Regions from separate parts of the Homo sapiens genome. Here region 2 is linked to region 1. Evidence: read pairs that join two places in POLR2A ChIA-PET (ENCODE). Cell type or tissue: PC-9. All regions are shown on one strand. Each heading gives the region's core, and the rest is flanking DNA. Links, peaks and the distances in the headings are about the cores only. Region 1 holds the start of LOC105369397 (a long non-coding RNA gene). Region 2 overlaps CAPN5 (calpain 5).

What was found. Peaks named below come from ENCODE experiments on the same cell type or tissue, not always from the same donor. Only the 100,000 strongest peaks of a DNase experiment are listed, where the experiment ranks them.
Region 2: POLR2A ChIA-PET joins it to region 1 with 11 read pairs; 4 of 35 experiments call an interaction of 5 or more read pairs at or near these places.

The regions. Positions count from the first base shown.
Region 1 is chr11:76,752,588-76,762,667 of GRCh38, reverse strand. LOC105369397 (a long non-coding RNA gene) reads right to left here and starts at 10,007. Exons shown (of 4, transcript XR_950337.3): 1 at 9,564-10,007; 2 at 5,370-5,560; 3 at 4,946-5,104; 4 at 4,368-4,619. In PC-9, for the core only: no CTCF peak of the experiment used is centred there; no DNase peak of the experiment used is centred there.
Region 2 is chr11:77,068,108-77,078,187 of GRCh38, reverse strand. All of the region lies in intron 1 of CAPN5 (calpain 5), which reads right to left. Among named protein-coding and RNA genes, the nearest start is that of CAPN5, 6.2 kb to the right of the region's middle. In PC-9, for the core only: a CTCF peak has its summit at 4,777; DNase peaks (open chromatin) are centred at 2,467, 4,377 and 4,747; H3K27ac peaks cover 1,216 bases.

The sequences.
Region 1 (10,080 bases), core at 1,002-9,001:
AGGAAAGAGGACAAGTTCCCTCTGGCCACCCATGGAAGAAGAAGTGACTGCATGAGGAGGGGATGGGGAGGGAGGAGGTGAAGCTTTCGTGAGCACCTTCTGCAGGGAGCCAGGCCTTATGCAGAGTGCTTTGCATATCATCTCCATTTTTTTGCATGAGGAGACTGAGAGATAAAGTAATATGCACATAGTTGGTAATGATTATGCTAATACGAATAAAATAGATAATTATTAGGTGGATCCATTATTCAAAAAACTGACAATTCCTCATGGTTTGACCTACTACATGTCATTCGGGCCTGCTACGTGCCTGCACAATGCAAGATGTTCTCTGTAATTCTCACAAGAACTGTGCAAGGAATGTGTTATTTTGATTTGAAAAGCTGAGGAAACTGAGGCTAAGACAGATCAGGTGACTATCCAGTTGCTCCTAGCAAGTCAGTAGTGGGACCGGTCCTTGAACTCAGGTCAGTTTCCAAAGCAGTGCAACAGCTGAAAATCTATGTGCTGAGTTTGCTAATTTGACCAGCTCTTCTTAAGGTTATATTTGTCTTTGGGGGATGGAAGCTGTCATCATGGAGATGCAGGGCCCTGCTTGGGGTCAAGGTGGGATTCAGGGACTTGGTCTTATTAATATAATTATCTTATGATGAAGAAACAAAGCCCCAGTCACATGGGGACAAGTCATAGCCTGGAACTTCCAGGGCTCCTGAGGTGCATGGGGAGGTAGGCAGAGCCATTTATCAAAAGATCTGGTTTCAATCCTGGTTCAGCTGTGAGCCCTGCCCACCCTGGGCCTCGCTTCCTCAGCTACACAGAGACCACTGTAACCTCCAGCTCTAAGGTTTGGTGAATCTGGGCAGAGTCACAGCTGGGAACTCCTGTCCTCTACCCCCTGCCCTGTGCCACCTGAGTCCCACCTTACCTGGGTCCAGAGCTTTAGCCAAGCCCCATGGGAATGCCTCTGTGCTTCTATTTTCCTTCAGAACCTTAAAGATGCTTCCTTATTTTCCTGCACTCAGTTACCACCCACTGCCCTTGGCCTGATTTAATGACTGCCCCAAAGCCTGTCTGAGCTTATGACCTCCCGGTGCTCAGACTTGCTGTGAGGTTAATGGTGCTGGTAGCACTGATCTGAGGGGTCCAGGCATAGTGGGGGCAGCTGAGAGCCCACATGGATATGTGAGGGGATGAGGGCCGCCTCTGCAATGTGCTTTCCCCTCCTGACACCTCAGCAAGCCTGAGACACAGGACTGCTCCGTTCTCAATTGGTGCCGCATCTCAGCCCAGATCCTCCAGCCTGGCAGGGAGAGGAGGAAATTTGCCTCCTACTTCCATCTCTGGTCATTTTTGTTAGCTCAGTTGGTTAGTGGGCTTTCAAAATGACTTATTACAAGACTCTATATGTTTGTATCTCAGTTTTTGTGATATGCATGGACCTCTAAATCTCAAAGCCCAGGCCCCTTATGGGTCTGAGCAGGTGGAAATGTGAGCCTTCCACAGATGCCAGAGGGGAGACGCTGGTGCTCGAGCTACCAGTGGGAATGAGGGGCAGCAGGGGATGCCCTTATAGACTGAAGGTGACCTAGGCCAATGCCCTGGCCCTCTGTACCTCTCCCACCTCCAGAACAGAAATACACTCCAAATACGAGTGGGGAAAAGCCCTGAATTGTCTGAGGGAACGCTGAACTGACCAGCATCATGCCCATCAGCACCAGAGTTAAGCATTAAGGTGACGCTTCTGCGTCCACAAGCTTGGTTGCTTGACGGAGCTCAGCCCTTGCTCCACACGGAGCCTTTGTCAGTTCTCTGCAGTGAGCACCTGCCATTCTGCAGTGATGGGCACACACATCACAGCAAAGCCCCTTCTGGCTGGAAGCTTCACTCTTCTTTTGGAGTGGGGTCTAAAAACAGACCCCCGTTTGTTCAGGACCATGAAATTTCCCACATAACAGAGCTCTATATCCTGCTCACCTGCTGCCCCTGCACCCCCAAACTCACTTGCTAGCAGATTGAGTTGGGGCATATATTATTGGCTATGAGTATGTGTGACTGTGGCCTTGGCTGTGAGTGCAACTGTGAGCAGGGCTTTTGTGTGAGGACGTGTGCATGTGTGTGCCCATGCAAGGAATTTCATGAGATTAAGTCAGATAAGCTCGAATGAAGACCCAGCAAGTGCTACATGCCTATCAGCCTCTGAGTCAGGGTGTGTGTTCAAATGAGGATCCCAACAGTTAGCCTGTTGGTAGGCCGGTTCAGTGGCTGTGAGCCAAAAGGCTCTCAGCCTTGTTTTTGTTTTTTGTCTTTTGGGTTTTTTTTCTTTTGCAGGGTTTGTTGGTGTCTTGGGGTAAGAGGCTCTTCAGGCTGAAAGGTGAGCGGAGGCTGTCAGAAGCTGGGGAGATCTGGGTCACCCAAAGCAAACATGAGCCCTTACTCAGATCTCACAGCAAAGACCACCCCTGGATCTGTCCATGCAGAGGCCCAGGTCTCTGGTGAGAAAGGCAGAGGGGAGGATCAAGCATGGAAACTGGAGGGGGAAAGAACAGAACTCACAGGGGTAGACCATTGGCTCTAAGACACCCGCGCTTGGGCCTTAATGTACAGCTCAGTTAATCTTCACCTTTGCCCTGAGAGGTTAAATTATTATCCCCATTTTACAGGGGAGAAAACAAGCTGGGAGAGGAGGAATGACTTGCTCATGGTTGTGCAGCTAGTAGAAAATTCTACCCTCTTGTGGTGGCACCATTGTTTCCTAATACAAAACAGAGTCCTACTTCAAGGAAGTGGAGAGAAAAGGGGTAGATTTGTATTTTCCCAAAGGATAGAGCAGGTGTCCACATAATGACTCCAAGAGTCTAAGAACCTGGGTGTTGGGGAAGCTGACTTGCTGGCAGAAGCACACAGGCTTTGGAGTCAGTGTCTGCAGCCTTCTGGTTGGGGTAATCTTGAGCAAGTCATTTTACTTCCCTGAGTCTCAGTTTTCTCATCTATAAAATAGGGGTAATGATACGCTATTCTATCTTCATCAGATTGTAATGAGAATTACATGAGATGCTGTGTGGGAAGCATTTAACACGAGGCCTGGCAGAATACTCTGCTGTGGTTGTCATCTCTAGGGTTAGGATATAGGTCTCTTTGGTATGAGAGAGCCACACTCAGGGAGAGTAAATGGCAAGGTGTCCCCAGGGAGGAAAAGACCTGGACAGTGACCAAAGTTGCCTTGTGTTGCAAACAGTCTGTGGGGAGTTCTTTGTTTTCATTCTTATCCCACAGAGCTACTCCATTTCTACACTCTCTAATCACCTTTAAGCTTCAGATAAACAACAGAAGAGTAGAGAGAACTGCCTGGCCCTTTTAATCTCCTTGAATCTCCACCCCACTCTCCTCCACAATGCACTGGCCATGGGAGGCCTTTGTTAGTTGGAATGGCAGAATGGCTTCCACTGCATCTGGGAGGATGCTGGGGCCTCCAGGTGGGCTGACTTCAGTAGCACCAATACCATGCTTCCAGGGGCAGTGCTGAATTCTTAAAGCTCATCCCTCATCTCTTCCCTACTTTGTCCTGTTGCAGTCTGGCACACACACCAACCCCATTGACCATGACTTCCTTAAGGTCCCCACAGCTCCCTTATCAAGTCTGGTGGACACATCCTGCTCAGTCTTGACTAACTGGCCCTCTTAGTGCCTCTGGTGCTCTATGCCTGCCTCTGCCTCAGATGCTCCCCTTGGCACCCATGTGATTTGCTTCCTTTCCTCTTGCCGGGTCTTCCCTCTTCTCTAGGCTGCACCTCCTCAGTTGCCTCTGAGGGCTCCTCTGTCTCCGTGGCATCCTCATTATGGCTGTATCCATGGCCTGGCCCTGGTCCCTACCTTCCTCACTCCACACCCTCTCCACCTTCTTCAGCCCAGAGCCTTGCTGCCTAGCTCCCCAGCTCCCCAGCTCCAGACCCACTGCTCTCTAGCCTTAGGACAGCTCCACTGGGATGTCCCTATGCCCTTCACACTCAGCCTGTGCAGAGAGGGACGGCCGAGACCCAGGCCTGCTCCTGCCACCTCCTTGCTCAAAACCCTCCATCTACAAACACTTGAGAAAATGATTTGGCGTCACATATTCAAGTTGAACATGCGCATGCTCTCCAACCCACCAAGTCTACTCCTGGGAATATACCCAACAGGCATGTGTACCAAAGACGCATGCAAGGATATTCAGAGCACTATGCATAATAGCCAAGAACTGGAGACCACCCAGTGCCCATCAACAGACAGTGGCGGATTCACACAATGGAGTGCTACAAGCTACGGAGATAGCTGCAATATTGAGAAATCTCACAGACGTCCTGTTGAACAACAGAACACGACACAGTTCATACTGTACACTTGCATTTATAAAGTTCAAAAAACAGGCAAAACAAACCTGTGGTACCAGAAGACAGGACAGTGGTCAGCCTTGGGGGCACATAGTAACTGGCAGGGACCCGCAGGGGCTTCTGGGTGCTAGACGCCTGACAGATTTTGATCTGGATGTTGGTTCCATGGGTATATTCCTTGTGAAAATTTACCAAGATGCATACTTATGATAGGTGAATTTTTCTGTATATGTATTACGCTTCAATAAAAGGCTAAAATAAAGAAATAAATAAAATCTTCCATGAGTCTTGATTGCATTCAAGATAAAACCTGCAGACTCCCTTCTAGACTGGTAAATGCAAGGCCCTTCATGACCTGGCCCCTGCCTTGCTGCCCTCCTCTCACTCCACCCGCCCCTTCTCCAGCCCTCACAGTAGCGAGGTGATTGCCACTCCCTGAAAGCGAGATGCTATTTTCAGCTTCTGGGCTTTAGCACGGCTGTTCCTTCCGTCTGGAATGCCCTTGCCAGTCTATTCCATCTGGCTACACCCAGAGATCCCTCAGGACTTTCTCAGCTCCCCGGACCATGAGTTACCACCTCAGCTCGCTCCATAGTTGTTGGTTTGAACCTCTGTTCCAGTGTCTGCTCTTCTGCTGGCTATGGTTGTCGCCCACCTGTCGTCCTGCCCTATGGCTGTGAATGCCATCTTGAAGAGACTATGTCTTTGTTCTGGTATGTCCAGCAAGAGCTCATGGCCTGGGACAGGGTTAAGTGTCAATAAGGCATAAAAATGAAACCATATGCAGTCACACACTCAACAAACCATTTCCTTGAAAAGAACAGAATGATGTGTAGGGAGTACACACTTTTGTTATATAGATTCCGGTTAATGCAATGTTTTAATATTTAGAATCAGGATGTCCCTGGGAAACCTGGGCAGTCTGGTTGCCGTGGGCTTTCTTGTCACAAGGGAACCCAGTGATAGGCTAATTCATACTATAGCATGAAGAGCTAAATATACCTGCATTTCACAGGAAGAGCCCCGAAAAGGCAATGTTTTCCATAGTGGAATGGTGTATACATATGGTGGCATTTCAGGCATAGTGGCTTCTTAGAGAGCACTTTCCTTCTTAGGATGGATGCCGTCTATATGCACTTGAGTGGTTCTCTAGAATTCAGATGAGCAGTGGGTGCTCTCCCAGAAGGAGGGCCCTGTAAGGAATTAAGTTGTATTTTATTTAACAAGAAGCGTAATAGGCAGAAAATGACCTTGGATTTCCTGAATGTGGCCTTCCTTACAACGTTGCTGCAGGGCAGGCCCCCACAGTCCTAGGAGAGTGAGGGGTCACTGGAGGAACAGGGGTGGGTCAGGGTTCTCGAGAAAGCAGACCCCAGAAGCAACCTGCATCTTGGACTCTGGGGTTGCCTGGGAATGAAAAACGAGAATGGGGTCCCCCTAATAGCTGCAACACCATATGCTTAGGCTGTCAGGGTACAAGGGGTTGGTAAGGGGTGAGGTTGCTGCTGGAGGATTTGTATTCTTCTCAGCTCGTGGGAAACACAGCCACCCTTTGAACGGGGTGGGCAGGGAAGCATGGAGAAAAGCCATGCCTGGGTGGGGACAGCAGTGTGGGCAGGGAATGGGAGTGTAATTAGAGTGTAATTAAAGTATTTTGTGGGCTGAAAAGGAAAAGCTGCCAGGCCCCTGAGCCAACCCAGAGGAGAAGAGGGAACAGAAGTCTTATCATTGAGAGAATGGTGGCGCCAGCCTCCACCCAGCCAGGACCACCCACGGCCAGGGGCCACGCAGGCAGAGCTGCCAGGCAAAGAGACCAGGTGCACCCTTATCTGAGCTTGGCATGGAGGTAGTGGGATGATCCCTCAGGGGACCACGATGGCCTGGCAGAGGGCCCTGCTGCAGCTGGCAGGACCAAGTTTCCATGCGGTGCTGCTGGTGGCTGGGAGGAGTGATGGCCGCAAGGGTTCCTTGGACACAGGTGCTGGCTCACTGGCTGGGAAGGTTGAACTAAGTCCCTTTCCCACTGTGTGGGGGACAATTCAGGGGGTCTCTCCCCAAGAGAGATAAGATTGGAGATCTGAGCAAATTTTAATTTTAATTTAGAAAAAAAAAATAAAGCACAATGGCCCTAAAGAATTAAGTCAGCTACATTTGACCACATATCAATTAAGAACTTTTTTTGTAATAAGAGACAGAATAGTGTTAAGACGTAAATGACAAATCAAGAGAAATATTTGCCCCGTGTATAAGAAGAGATCAATGTCTGGGCAATAGAAACAGCTCCTGTAAATCAATAAGAAAAGACAGACAAAATAGAAAACTGGGCAAAGTGTTTGAATAGGAAAGTCGAAAAGGAAATAAAAAGGATGTATACATGCAAAGATGCCCTCCTTACTGGTCATCAGGGAAATGGAAGTTTAAAAGGAACATGAGCAGGGCGTGGTGGCTCATGCCTGTAATCCCAGCATTTTGGAAGGCCAAGGTGGGAGGATTGCTTGAGCCCAAGAGTTTGAGATCAGCCTGAGCAACATAGGGAGACTTCATCTCTATCAAACAAATAAATAGATAAATAAATAAATGAATAAATAAAAGGAACATAAATCAGAAATTCGTTTTTGCCTATAACATTGACACATTTTGAAAAATATTGATGATAGTAAATGTTGATAAGAGTTGCTGGCCATGTAAATTGGCGTAGCCTTTTTGGAGGCCATCTGATAGACTCTATTACAAGTTTGTCCACCCTGTGGCCCACGGGCCGCATGTGGCCCAGGACGGCTTTGAATGAAGCCCAACACAAATTCATAAACTTTCTTAAAACATTTTTGTGAATTTTTTTTTACCTCATCAGTTATCGTATTAGTGTATTTTTTTTTTTTTTTTTTTTGAGGCAGAGTCTTGCTCTGTCGCCAAGGCTTGAGTGCAGTGGCGGGATCTCGGCTCACGGCTCACTGCAACCTCTGCCTCCCAGGTTCAAGCAATTCTCCTGCCTCAGCCTCCTAAGTAGCTGGGATTACAGGCGCCCGCCACCATGCCCAGATATATATATATATATAATTTTTTTTGTATTTTTTTTAGTATTTTGTATTTTTAGTAGAGACGTTTTTGTATTTTTAGTAGAGACCATGTTGGCCAGGCTGGTCTCGAACTCCTGGCCTCAGGTGATCCACCCACCTTGGCCTCCCAAAGTGCTGGGATTACAGGCGCCCCCCACCATGCCCAGATATATGTGTATATATATATATATATATATATATATATATATATATATATATAGTATTTTTTTTAGTATTTTGTATTTTTAGTAGAGACGTTTTTGTATTTTTAGTAGAGACCATGTTGGCCAGCCTGGTCTGGAAATCCTGGCCTCAGGTGATCCACCCACCTTGGCCTCCCAAAGTGCTGGGATTACAGGCGTAAGCCACCACGCCTGGCCAGTGTTAGTGTATTTTATGTGTGGCCTAAGACAACTCTTCTTCCAGTGTGGCCCTGGGAAGCCAAAAGATTAGACACTCCTGCTCTATTAGAATTTAAATACACATATCTTTATGTATTTGACCCAGCAATTCACCTCATGATATCTACCCCAGAAAAACACCTGCATATGTGCACAAAGAGGAAAGTACAGGATATTTATTGTAGTACTGTTTATAATAGTGAAAAATAGGAGGAAAATGTACAAGAATAAGAAGTGGTTAAAAATTCCAACACAAATTAGTCAGGCATGGTGGCGTGCACCTCTAGTCCCAACTACTAGGGGGACTGATTGGGGGAGGATGGCTTCAGCCAGGGAGGTGGAGGTCATGGTGAGCTGAGATTGTGCCACTGCACTCCAGCCTGGGCAACAGAGCCAGGCCCTGGCTCAAAAAAGAAAAACAAAAAACTCCAATATATTTATACTATGGAATGCCACTGAGCAACAAGGCAATGCAGCCCTGTAAACTTAGACTTACAATGTGGCCCAAGAGAGGGAGGCCTGAGCGTCAGCTTCCCTGGGCTGGCCTGTCCCAAGGGCACCAGGAGGCTGAATTGAGGGCCAGTGAACCAATAGGCCTGAAAGGGTAAAGGGCCCGGGCGGCAGAGGCCGATGAGAGCCCACTGGGCAGGGGGATTGATGGGGACCAGGGCAGAGACTGTGGGTCTGCAAGCACCAGGAGCCCAAGCGCAGTCAGATTGGCCAGGGCCACCACTGGAGGAACGGCCTGGGCTAAAGGAAGGCCCTGAGCTCCTGAGCTGGAGACCCCATGGGAGAAACCAGCAACTGGACAGGCGCAGGATGGCCCTGGAGAGGCAGTGGCACTGACTGCATCTGCCGGTTCAGGACGATCGGCCTGCCTGGCTGCTCCCACTAAAAACCCTTTCCCCCACCACTCCTGATGCTCCCACACAGCTGAGAGGCAGGTGAAAGGGGAAGCGACCTGAGGGACAGGACGTTTTTATACAAGACAGACTGATATTACCTAGACAGCTTCAATGATCAGATCAGACCAAACTTTCAACCAAATTAGATGGCATTCTGTAACTTTTTCCCGCCAACCTGGGGTTAGGGCAGGGAGGGAGGAGTTTGGGAGGAAAGTCAGATTAGTAACACATAAAATCACAGCTTCCCTGTGCACTGGAGAGTAAAGTGAGCTGAATTTGATGACTCCCCCCACCAGTGTGACACACTTTGGTCATTTGGCCTTCCCAGCTTGGCATGCCCTCCCTCCCTGCTCCTCCTGGTCGGTTCGGTTTAGCCCTGGTATCCCTCCTCAGGGAGTTGCCTTTGAATCCCCCAGAATGACCTTCACACCCCTGGGCTTCTCTGCATGGTGGCATTTGGCACACTGTGTAGTCACATCCATCTTCCCCACAGACTGTGGGCTCTGGGGCAGAGACTATCTAATGCTCATCTATGTTCCCTTAGAACCTAGCACAGTACTGGACTCAGTTAATGTTTGCTGAATCAATGAGTGCATAAATGAATGAATGATGACATGACCTGAAAACTGTGACCTTGGGTCTTCACTTCCCTTCTCTAGGGCTCTGTTTTCCTAGAGGTGGGGTTGGGGAGCTGGCCTTCTCTGATCAACCTGCCCAGTCCAGGCCTTCTCCAGAAGAGCCCCAAACTGCCAGACTCTCTCTTTTCCCCACTGAAAAATTCCAGACAGGAGAGCCCAGTCTACTGCAACCTCCCTGCCCCCTCTGCCCACTCACATCTTTTTCAAATCCCGCCGCTTCCTCTCTCTAGACGTGGCTCATGTCTGGCTTCCTCCCAACGCCCTCATCCTTGAGGGACCTGACAGCTTCCAGATGGGTGCGGTCACTGCCTCCTTCCCGGAGTCCAGCAGGCAGGCAGCCCGGCCCAGCGGAGGAGCTGCCCAAGGCCTCTCCCTGCCCCTGGGGGAAGTCCCTCTCACGTCCTTTCGCGTCCTTCTCTGCGTCGTCCGGGCCCTCTGACCCTGCTCCCCTCTCCATTCTCTCCGTGTGGCTCTGTCTCTCGGGCTGGGCGTCTCTGGCTTTGTCTTTGTTGCCTTTTCTCTCTTGTCTCTGTGTCTCTACTCTCTCCCAGTACCTGTGTCCCCCACTCCTGCCCTCTCTCCTTGTCTGTTTTTCTACGTCTTTCTCTCCCCTCTCCAGACTCCTCCTTCCTCTCCTCTGGCCTTCCCCTCCCCAAGCCTGGCTGATGGGTGGTTGTTTCTCCAAACCAGGCCCGCCTCCGAACCTGCCCTGA
Region 2 (10,080 bases), core at 1,051-9,050, 320 kb before region 1:
GAAACTACTAGAAGAAAACATGGGAAAAGCTGTTATGACATTGGTCTGGGCAATGATATTTTAGATATGACCCCAAAAGCACAGACAACAAAAGCAAAAATAGACAAAAGGGATTACATAAAGCTAAAAAAGTTTCTGCACAACAAAGAAAACAATCAACAGAACGAAGAGACAACCTGCAGAATGGGAAAAATGTTTGCAAACTAGCCATCTGACAAGAGTCAATATCCAGAATATATAAGAAATTCAAGCAACTCAATAGCAAAAAAACCCTAATGATCTGATTTTAAAATGGGCAAATGATCTGAATAGACATTTCTCTACAGAAGACATACAAATGGTCAATAGGCATATGAAAAAAATGCTCAACATTGGCTGGGCGCAGTGGCTTATGCATGTAATCCCAGCACTTTGGGAGGCCGAGGCAGGTGGATCACCTAAGGTCAGGAGTTCAAGACCAGCCTGCTCAACATGGCGAAACCCCATCTCTACTAAAAATACAAAAAATTAGCCAGGCGGGCACCCAGCTACTCAGGAGGCTGAGGCAGAAGAATCGCTTGAACCCAGGAGGTGGAGGTTGCAGTGAGCCGAGATCGCGCCACCGCACTCCAGCCTGGGAGACAAGAGCGAAACTCCATCTCAAAAAACAAAAAAAAAAAATTAAAAAGCTCAACATCACTAATCATTAGGGAAATGAAAATCAAAACCACAATGAGATACCACCTCCCACCTTTGGGCTTTTATAAAAAAGACAAAAGTGTGATATCTTATTAAAAAAAGACAAAAGATATGTCTTTTATAAAAAAAGACTTTTTTAAAATCTTTTTTTTTGATACAGAGTCTCGCTCTGTCGCCCAGGCTCAAGTGCAATGGCATGATCTCGGCTCACTGCAACCTCCCTTTCCCAGGTTCAAGCCATTCTCCTGCCTCAGCATCCCAAGTAGCTGGGACTACAGGCATGCGCCACCATGCCTGGCTAATTTTCATATTTTTAGTAGAGACGGGGTTTCGCCATGTTGGCCAGGCTGGTCTCAAACTCCTGACCTCAGGTGATCCGCCTGCCTTGGCCTCCCAAAGTGCTGGGATTACAGGCATGAGCCACTGTGCCTGACTTAAATCTTTTTACAAAAGATACGTCTTTTATAAAAAAGACAAAAGATAAGTGTGGGCGAGGATATGGAGAAAAGGAAACCCTTGTACGCTGTTGGTGGGAATGTAAATTAGTACAGCCATTATGGAAAACAGTATAGAGGTTTCTCAAAAAATTAAAAATAAAACTACCATATGATCCAGCAATCCCACTACTGGGTATAAATCCAAAGGAAATGAAGTCAGTATGTTGAAAACATATCTGCACTCCCATGTTCACTGCAGCACTATTCACAGTAGCCAAGATATGGAATTAACTTAAGAGTCCATCAATGGATGAATGGGTAAAGAAAATATGGTATATACATACAATGTAATACAATTCAGCCATGAAAAGAAGGAAATCTCATCACTTGTGACAACATGGATAAACGAGGAAGGCAATATACTAAGTGAAATAAGCCAGACACAGAAAGACAAATAACACATGATCTTACTCATATGTGGAATTTTTTAAAAGTTGAACTCATAGAAGCAGAAGGTAAAATGGTGGTTAACAGGAACTGAGGGGTGAGGGTGGGGAGGGAGGTTGCAGAGATGTCAGTCAAAGGACACAAAATTTCAGTTAGATAAGAGGAATAAGTTCAAGAGATCTATAAGTTCAAGAGATTGATTGTAACATGGTGACAATAGTTAATAACAATAGATTATACTCTTGAAGATTGCTAGAAGTAGACTTTTCTTTTTTTGGAGTCTCACTCTGTTGCCCAGGCTGGAGCGCAGTAGCGTGATCTCGGCTCACAGCAACCTCCGTCTAATGGATTCAAGCGATTCTCCTGCCTCAGCCTCCCTGGGATTACAGGTGACCGCCACTAGTCTCAGATAATTTTTGTATTTTTAGTAGAGATGGGGTTTCACCATGTTGGCCAGGCTGGTCTCAAGCTCCTGATCTCCAGTGATCTGCCTGCCTTGGCCTCCCAAAGTGCTGGGATTCCAGGCATGAGCTACTGCGCCCGGCCGAGAGTAGATTTTGAGTGTTCTCAGGACAAAAAAGTATGTGAGGTAATGCGTGTGATAATTAACTCGATTTAGCCATTCCACAATGTATACACATTTCAAAATATTACATTGTACATGATAAACATATACAATTTTTATCTATTTAAAAAATCCATTTTTTTAAGACAAGCAAAGCCTGCATAACTCATCTACAGTGAACAGAAAGCAGGACTTGGCTATCTTGGGGGTAGTGACTGGAAGGGGTGTGAGAGAGCTTGTGGGGTTCCGGTAAAACTACTTCTTGACCTGGGTGGTGGTTCCATGGGTGTGGTCCCTGTGCAAATCCACTGAGCTCTACACTTAAGACCTATGCACCTGTCTGTAGATCAGTTACATATGCTTCAATAAAAAGGTAAACAAAAAAAGCCAGCACAGTGGCCCTGGGAGGAAGGGCTGGCTGAATGTGGTAACCCAGGTCCCAGCAGATCCGGGCCCTTCACAGCTGTAGCCCTGTCCAGCTGGACACCACATACCTAGGTGGGCTGACCTAAAGGGAAGGGAGGCGGAGTGGGAAAGTGCCCCAGGCTGGGTCCGAGCACTAGCCTTTGTCACACGCAGGCTGTGTGACCTTCTGCAAGCCTCCAATTCTCTGGTCCCAGCCTCCTCCTCTAGCTCTCAGGACGCTTGCGGACTTGACACTCAAGAGTGTCTCAACACTTGGAGCAGTCCACAAGAAGGTCCTACAGGTGTGTGGCACCCTGACACCCCAACCAAGCACACACCTGCAAGGTTTCCTCTGCACCTGAGAAGGGGAGATGCCAGCCAGAGACCATCCCTAGGAGGATGTTTTCAGCCCTGAGGAGGGTGGCATGGTGCTCAGAAAAAAAGGGGAGGGGAGGGGTGTGGGGCAGGGATCATGGATGAGGCTGCAGAGGATCCCGCCAGAGGCCCCGGGATGCCATGTGCAGCGTGTGGCTTCATCCTAAGGTGATGGGGAGTGTGGAAGGGTGCTGAGCAGCGGAGGGACTTGGTCACGGCTGTCTTGCGGAGCCCCATGTGGCTGCCACATGGGAAACGGACTAGAAAAGGACAAGACTAAACCAGAAAGACCAGAAGAACGGCCACAGGACTTGGACTGGCAGTCTCACGTGTGGATGCGGAGGGGCTGGGTTCCAGGGCCGAGTGGGAGAGAGCCTCAGCTCTTCCTGGTGGCCAGCCACTGGTGGGGGTGAAGGGAGAATGCAGGAATGCCTGCTGAGGGTCCTTCTCCTGTGCTCCACTGCCCCGTACCCCACAGTGGTGCCCAGCGCAAAGCACAGGCCTGGCAGAGTGAGTATCACCCAGTGCCGGCCGAAGGAGCCAGTGACACCCTCACCCATTCCCTGCCAATCAAAGCCCCCTTTCCCCTACCTCCCTTCCTCAACCTCTTCTCCCCTCTTAAGGGAAGACACCCCCCACCACCACCTTTTGCCATATGAACAGGGGAGGGCTGAACAGCTGGGGCTTCATCATTTAGGGGACACAGTCAACTCCAACTTGCACATCTTTGCTGGTGCCCGATTTGGGCTGGCGCTGAGCTGGCTGATGAGGAGGGGGCTGGGGGTGAATGGTGGTGGCCTTCCGAGATGGAGCCCGAGCAGGGCCAGAAGGATAGGCCAGAAGCAGCAAGGGCACAGCAGGGTACAATGTGGCACAGGGAGAGGGAAAAGGTGGGAGGGCACTGGGTGGGCGGAGCCTGGGGGGAAGCTGGCAGAACCAGCTCTGCAGGGCTGGGGATGCCAGGCAGAGGGGCATCAGCATTTACTGGGGCACAGGGGAGCCAGGGGCAAGACTAAAGGTCAGATGCTGATGCAGTGACCCAGGACTGGAAGAGCCCTGGCTTGAGCCATTGCAGGGAAGGCCAGAAGCCAGAGGGGACTAGAAAGGGCAGAAACTCCATTTGGTGGCTGCCCGGTTATTTGTGTTTTTGATTTTGTTAATGTATTTATCCCCTTCTATCCCATACCCCATCCTCCATCTGCTCCCTAAGTCACCATCTAATAAGATGCTTAAAGCATGTCTCTTTGTCCTTTCGTGGGTGTACTGTGACCTCCCAGGCCCCTGTCTCTCTGACGCACTGTGTGCTGAGGAATGGATGGCAGGGTGGGGAGGGAGAATGTGCGGTGGAGGGAGAGCCAGGCTCAGAGCCACCTCAGGCTCCCAGCCCCTAGGCCACCCAGAGCTCTGGGCTCCTGGGTTCTGGCGCCAGAGCCAAGGCAACCAGGCCCAGTGAGTCACTCCAGCCACCACCAGGCGAGCTGGCACCAGGGCTGGGAAATCCTGTCTATTTCCTCCCCTCCCCTCTCCTTCCCTTATCGTTTCTGTGTCCAATCCATTCTCCACCAGGCTGCTGAGTGATCTTTCTAACATAAATCCCACCAGGCCGCTCTCCTGCTAGGAGACACAGAGGGCCTTGCGGGCAGGGCCATGTGTGTATGGGGAACAGGGTCTCTGGCTGGTCCTGGGGGAATGGTGGTCCTGCAGCCGTGATGTCCCCTGGTGCCTCACAGCACAGCATGTGAGGGCTGTGCTGGCCTGCAGGCCTGGCTCTGTGTGTCTCTGACTGAGTCAGAGGCCTGACCCTGCAGCTGTTCTTCATCTGGCAATTGGGTCCCGCCCAGGGTGCTGTGAGCAGGAGGGAGTGTAGGGACAGCAGGAGCCGCTGTTGTAAGCAGCATCTGTAAGCAAGCGGCCAAGGGAGAGGAGCTTCTGAAAGGGTGTTCCAGGTCAGGGGTTCCTGCAGGCCTTGGGCAGGACAGGAAGAAGTCAAGGACCTGGCCACACTTGTGGAGGTGGAGACTGTTGGGCAGGGGGCAGCCCCAGGCCAAGCCTCGGGTGAGCAGCTCACCACAGTTTTAACACTGAAAGAACCACATCCAGGAAACCCACAGTCCCAGGCAACCCAGTGCGGTGGCCACCCTACCTCGGGGCTCCCAGTCCAGCACCAGGTCCTGCAGAGAAAGTGCTGACAGCAGGTAGATACAGCTGGGCGTCCCTGTGCAGGACATTCTCTCTCACCCGGGGTGGGGTGGGGGCTGTGTGCTCGCTCACTCCCCACCGGAGAGACAACCTAACAAAATGGGACTTGATCAGGTCACTGAAGCCACCTCTGCCTCACTGTGCTGTGTGAGCCCAGGAAAGCTCCTGCCCTCTCTGGCCACAGGCTCTCGTGATTGAGTGGCAGGGAGGGGAACACTACACACTATTTTTCAATCTGGCGGGTTTATCACCAGGACAGCCCTTTTCTCCACTTCCTGTACAGGCAGTCCTAGACTCAAGTCCCTAGACTATCTCCAAGACTCAAGGTTTAAAGACTGGTGAGACAGTGCCCATCTCTCACTTTGGGAAACTGAAGTGCGCCATTCCTCAGCACAAGCTCCTGCACAACCTCAGAAATGAGTTGTGCTGTTCTCATTACACAAATGGGAGACAGAGGCTCTGAGGGGAAAGAGGACATTCAGGGCAGAGGCACGAACCTGTCCCATGTCAAAGTCCTGCTCAGCCTGGCCCACCACCCCTCCCTCGGGCAGTGACCCACTCTCCAGCCCTGGGTGTCCTGCTCAGGTGTGTCCCCCATTCCAACTTCACTTGCACACCTTCCCTGTGCCTGACCAAGGGGCAGTGAGGAGTCAGATGGGAATCTGCCCTAGAGGTCAGCCTGGTGAAGGCGAGAGGCAGAGGCCTCAGTACAAGGCAGCGAGATCTGCTCTCAAAGGAAGTGATTCGTTCACACCAGGCAGGGACGGCTGCATGGAGGAAGTAGCAACAAAACGGGATCTCAAAGGGTAGATTGTGATTTCAAGAGATGGAGGAGGTGGAAGGTTTGGGGGAGGAAAGATTATTCTGGAGGAAGAAATCATTCAGGCAAGTCTGGAGGACAGGGTGCAGGGGAGAGGGAAGAGGAAGTAGAGAAATATTGCCACAGCCAGGTTGTGGCTGGCCCTGAAAGCCAGGCTAAGAACTCAGGCATGAGATGGGGTGTGATGATGTATGAGAAGGTCAACGGGAAAGGAGGCCCAGGATGCAGGCAGGGAGGCCAGGCTATAGGCAGGCCCCTGAGAGAAGCGGGGCCCAGTATGGCGTGGCCTTGGCCATGAGGAGGGAAAGGAGACTCACACAGGGGCAGGTCCGCAGCAGGCAGGCCGGGGCTCTGGGATTTGGCTAGGGTTCTTCCTGAGGCGCCAGAGGGCTTACCCCCTCCTGCAATGGCAGACCATGTCTCTGGGCAAGCAGCACTTCCAGGCCCACTGCACTGCTCCAAGCCACTTCCTATTCCTGGCCATGGCAACCCAGAATGCCAGCGCCTGCTCCCCATACCCAGGCAGAGGGTGAACCAGAGCCCCAAGATGTCAGGCTGGGCAACATCCTGTCCACATACCCGTCCTCAGATGGGGAGACTGAGGCCAGCGAGGTGCAAAGCAGTTAACCTCTTTGTGCTTCAGAATTCTCATCTGTAAAATAAAGGTATTTTCTGCTCTACTGGCCCAGCCTGTTCACCTGACCCCACATACCAGACAGGACTTGGCCGTAATAGGCCTTGGTATTCTCACCTGTAAAGCGGGACTCCCCAGCCCCACCCCCTTGTAGGGTGATGGTGAGCATCAAATGACCCTGCAAAGCACTGGGCTTATTGCGTGAATGTCTGAAATGAGCTGCACTCCACCCTGAAAGGCCCAGCACGCTGTCAAAGGCAGGCAGGGTCCAGACATTGGGGACCACCCATGCGGCTGTGCCAGGGATGCCCTTCTTCCAAACATCCCTGAACTCTGGCTACCAGGGGCTCAGGCTGCACACTGGGGCCAGGGCTACAGCAGCGCCCAGCCTCCAAGGCTCCCAGGCTGGAGGGGAGACAGACATTGTGAGTGACCTCCTGGGGGAAACAGGACTGTGACTGGGGAAGCCAGCCTCGGTGGGCACTGGGGTGGGGGCGGGAGCTGGGAATGGTGCCTGCAGTGACGCTGCTGTCAGCTCCTGGGGTGGGCTGAATGACGGCCCCAAAGATACTCCCAACCGAATCCCTAGAACCTGTGAATGACACCTTGTATGGCACAAGGGACTCTGAAGATGCGATTAAGGATTTTGAGACAGGGAGACGATCTTGGCTTATCTGGGTGGGCCCTGAATGTAATCACAAGTGTCCCTATAAGAGGGAGGTGGAGAGGATCTGCCTGCAGAGGAGGAAAGAGCAATGAGACAGAAGCAGAGACTGGGGCAATGTTGCCATAAGGAATGCCAGCAGCCACCGGAGGCTGGAAGAGACAGGGAATGGACTCTCCCCTAGATCCCACAGAAGAAGCCAGCCTGGATTTTAGCTCCATTAGACTCATGGGGGACTTCTCATCTCCGGAACTGTAAGAGCATAAATCTGTGTTGTTTTCAGCCACCAAGTGTGGCAATTTGTCGCAACAGTGATAGGAAAGGAATATGCTCTTGAACGATGCTGTTCCTGAAGAATAGCTAATGGGAGCCGGGGTGTCATGGGGTCCCACCCGCCTCTCCTGCCCGGAGAAGCCCATGAGGGAAATGAAGTTCTTACACCTTGAGTTGCTCCGCTGTACAACAGTCACCCCACATCAGTTTCTTAGTTCCTGCTATGAGTAACAAATCACTTGGGTCCCACCTCACTCCAACTGGCAGAAGTTACACAGCAGCAGGGGGCACTGGCTGAGCAGGGGCTGGCTGGGCAGGGCAGGTGGGTCAAGCCAATGGGCTCCCAGCCTTCTGCCCACCATCCCCGGGGGCACATCCTGACAGTGAAGGGCAGCTGGGGACCAGTGGATGGGCTTTGATGTGCTCTGGTCACCAGCCCCTTCTCTTGCATGCCCACTGTGGGAGAAAACCACAGCACACACCCACAGGCCACCGCAGCCTCAGCTGTTGCCCACCCAGACCCCTATCCCTGGGAAAACTTGGGTCCCTGGAAGCACACGTGCAAACAACCAGAATGGGGAGCAGTAACCCAGGCCCTTGCGGGTAAGCACACATCATCCACAGCTTCCCCATCCAAGCCTGAGGCTGGCTTCCTAAGACATCCAGATTCCAACCGCAAAGGGACCTGGCCCCTTTGCCTTGGGTGAGCAGGGAAAGGCAAAGCCTGAGTTCATAGGCAAGTGAGCAGCTCTGCCTGCACTAAAGCAAGGCAATCCCAGGGTGTCTCCACCAGCCTGGAGGAGGGCTCAGAGGTGGGCAGCAGGAAGGCCAAGCCTCAGGACCACGGTGAGCCCAGGAAAGTTTTGAGCGGGGACCAGGGATGGAGAGGCAGAAGAGTTCTCTGAGGGCACTTGAGAGGTGCCTGGGAGGGGCTCTGAAGGCACTCAAAACACTTGAATAGATGGGGACAGAGACAGAACGGGTGAAAAGCCCAGCTGCAGAGAGACTGCTGCCAGCTGCCCAGGAGGCTGCTGGGGAGGGGTGGGGGGTGTTGCAGACCCTGCTCTTTGCAGCTGGGGGAGCCCAGGGCCCACTGCTGGGCTTTCTGTTCAACCTTTACATGCTGTACTCTAGGGTGCTCCCGGCTGCTCAGCCCTTGCCTCTCCTCAAGGGCTAGAAGCTTTTGGGGGAAGCCAGGGGACTTGGTCAGGCAGATACAGATCACTCCCGTAAGTCCCCTTCACCCACTAAAGCCAAGAGAGGCTTCCGTTTCAATAGGAGAGGACTGTTTCCTTCCACCCTTCTTCTCCCAAAGTCAGCCCCTCATCCCCAGGGAGGGAACTAAGTGATGCTGATTGCCAGCTGCTATTAGTAACAATGGCTACCAGACACCATGTACTTAGAAAGATGCGTTCAGTGACATGATCTAAGTTCATCTTCATCATCCCCCGAGTCCCTGTGAATAGGCAGCATTTATCCCCATTCCGCACATGAGAAAACTGAGACAGAAAAGGGAAGTTCTCCGCCTCAAGGTCATAGGCAAGTAGGAAGGTACAGAGATGGTCTCAGCCAAGAGAAAGAACAGACACATGATTTAGGCCCTGCAGGTAGGAGAGGGTGCCCACTGAGGGCGCAGGAGGCCTCCTGTTTGGGGACCAGGACTCCAGGGCTGATCTGACAGCCTGCCAGGAAAGCAGGCGCAGAAGCAGACAGAGACAGTGCTGGCCTGGGAGCAGTGTCCCAGATGTCACCCACAAAAACCCACAGGCATCTCACAACCACCCTGTCCAACAGTCAACTTACTCCCAACCTGCTCCACCCCCAATGGTGGTCCCCATCTCACAGAGGCAGCCCCACCTACCTTCCCCCAGCACTGGGACCCTGTGTAGCCCCTTAGCCCCTGGGCACCTCCTGCCCCCAGCACCCCTGCTCTGGGAAACTTTATCAGGGTCCCTCCTCCCCTGCCAAGCCTAGCCCTGGGTGGGGAGCAGAGGAGAGCAGAAGGGAGGGCCCTCTCCCTGCTTTGGCCTCCTCCTTATAGCCCTCAGTGGAAGCCCACCCACTACTGCAGCCAAAGGTGGCCCTTCTTGGACACACATCTGACCTATCTAATCCGCAATCCACCCCACCAGCATTCATTTTCACACTGCCAGGCCTTTACTCATGCTGTTCCTTGGGGCTGCAATGACCTGCCTTTTCTTTTCTGCTTGGTGGATTTCAAGACCCAGCCCCAACGAATCTGCAAGTGAACTCATCCCCAGCTCCCGGGCACCCATCAGTCCCTGTCTTGTGCTCCCAGCACTGGGTACAACTCTGGACAGGGCCTTATCTGTGGACCCACTGCCTGTCTTGTCAGAAGAGAGGCTCCTCAGGGCAAAGACCCCGCCTGAGCACCTCTGTGTGCTGGCAACTAGCCTGACCTGGCCTGCAGCAGCAGCTGGGCCCACCATACCCTGCCCAGGAGGCAAAGGCAGCCACACCACCCCACCCCCAGACCCTGGGGACAGGAGCAAGGACCAGCCCGAGGACCCTGGGAGGTGTCAATCCTTGCAAAACACAGTGGTTCCCCCAGCAGGCCTCAGA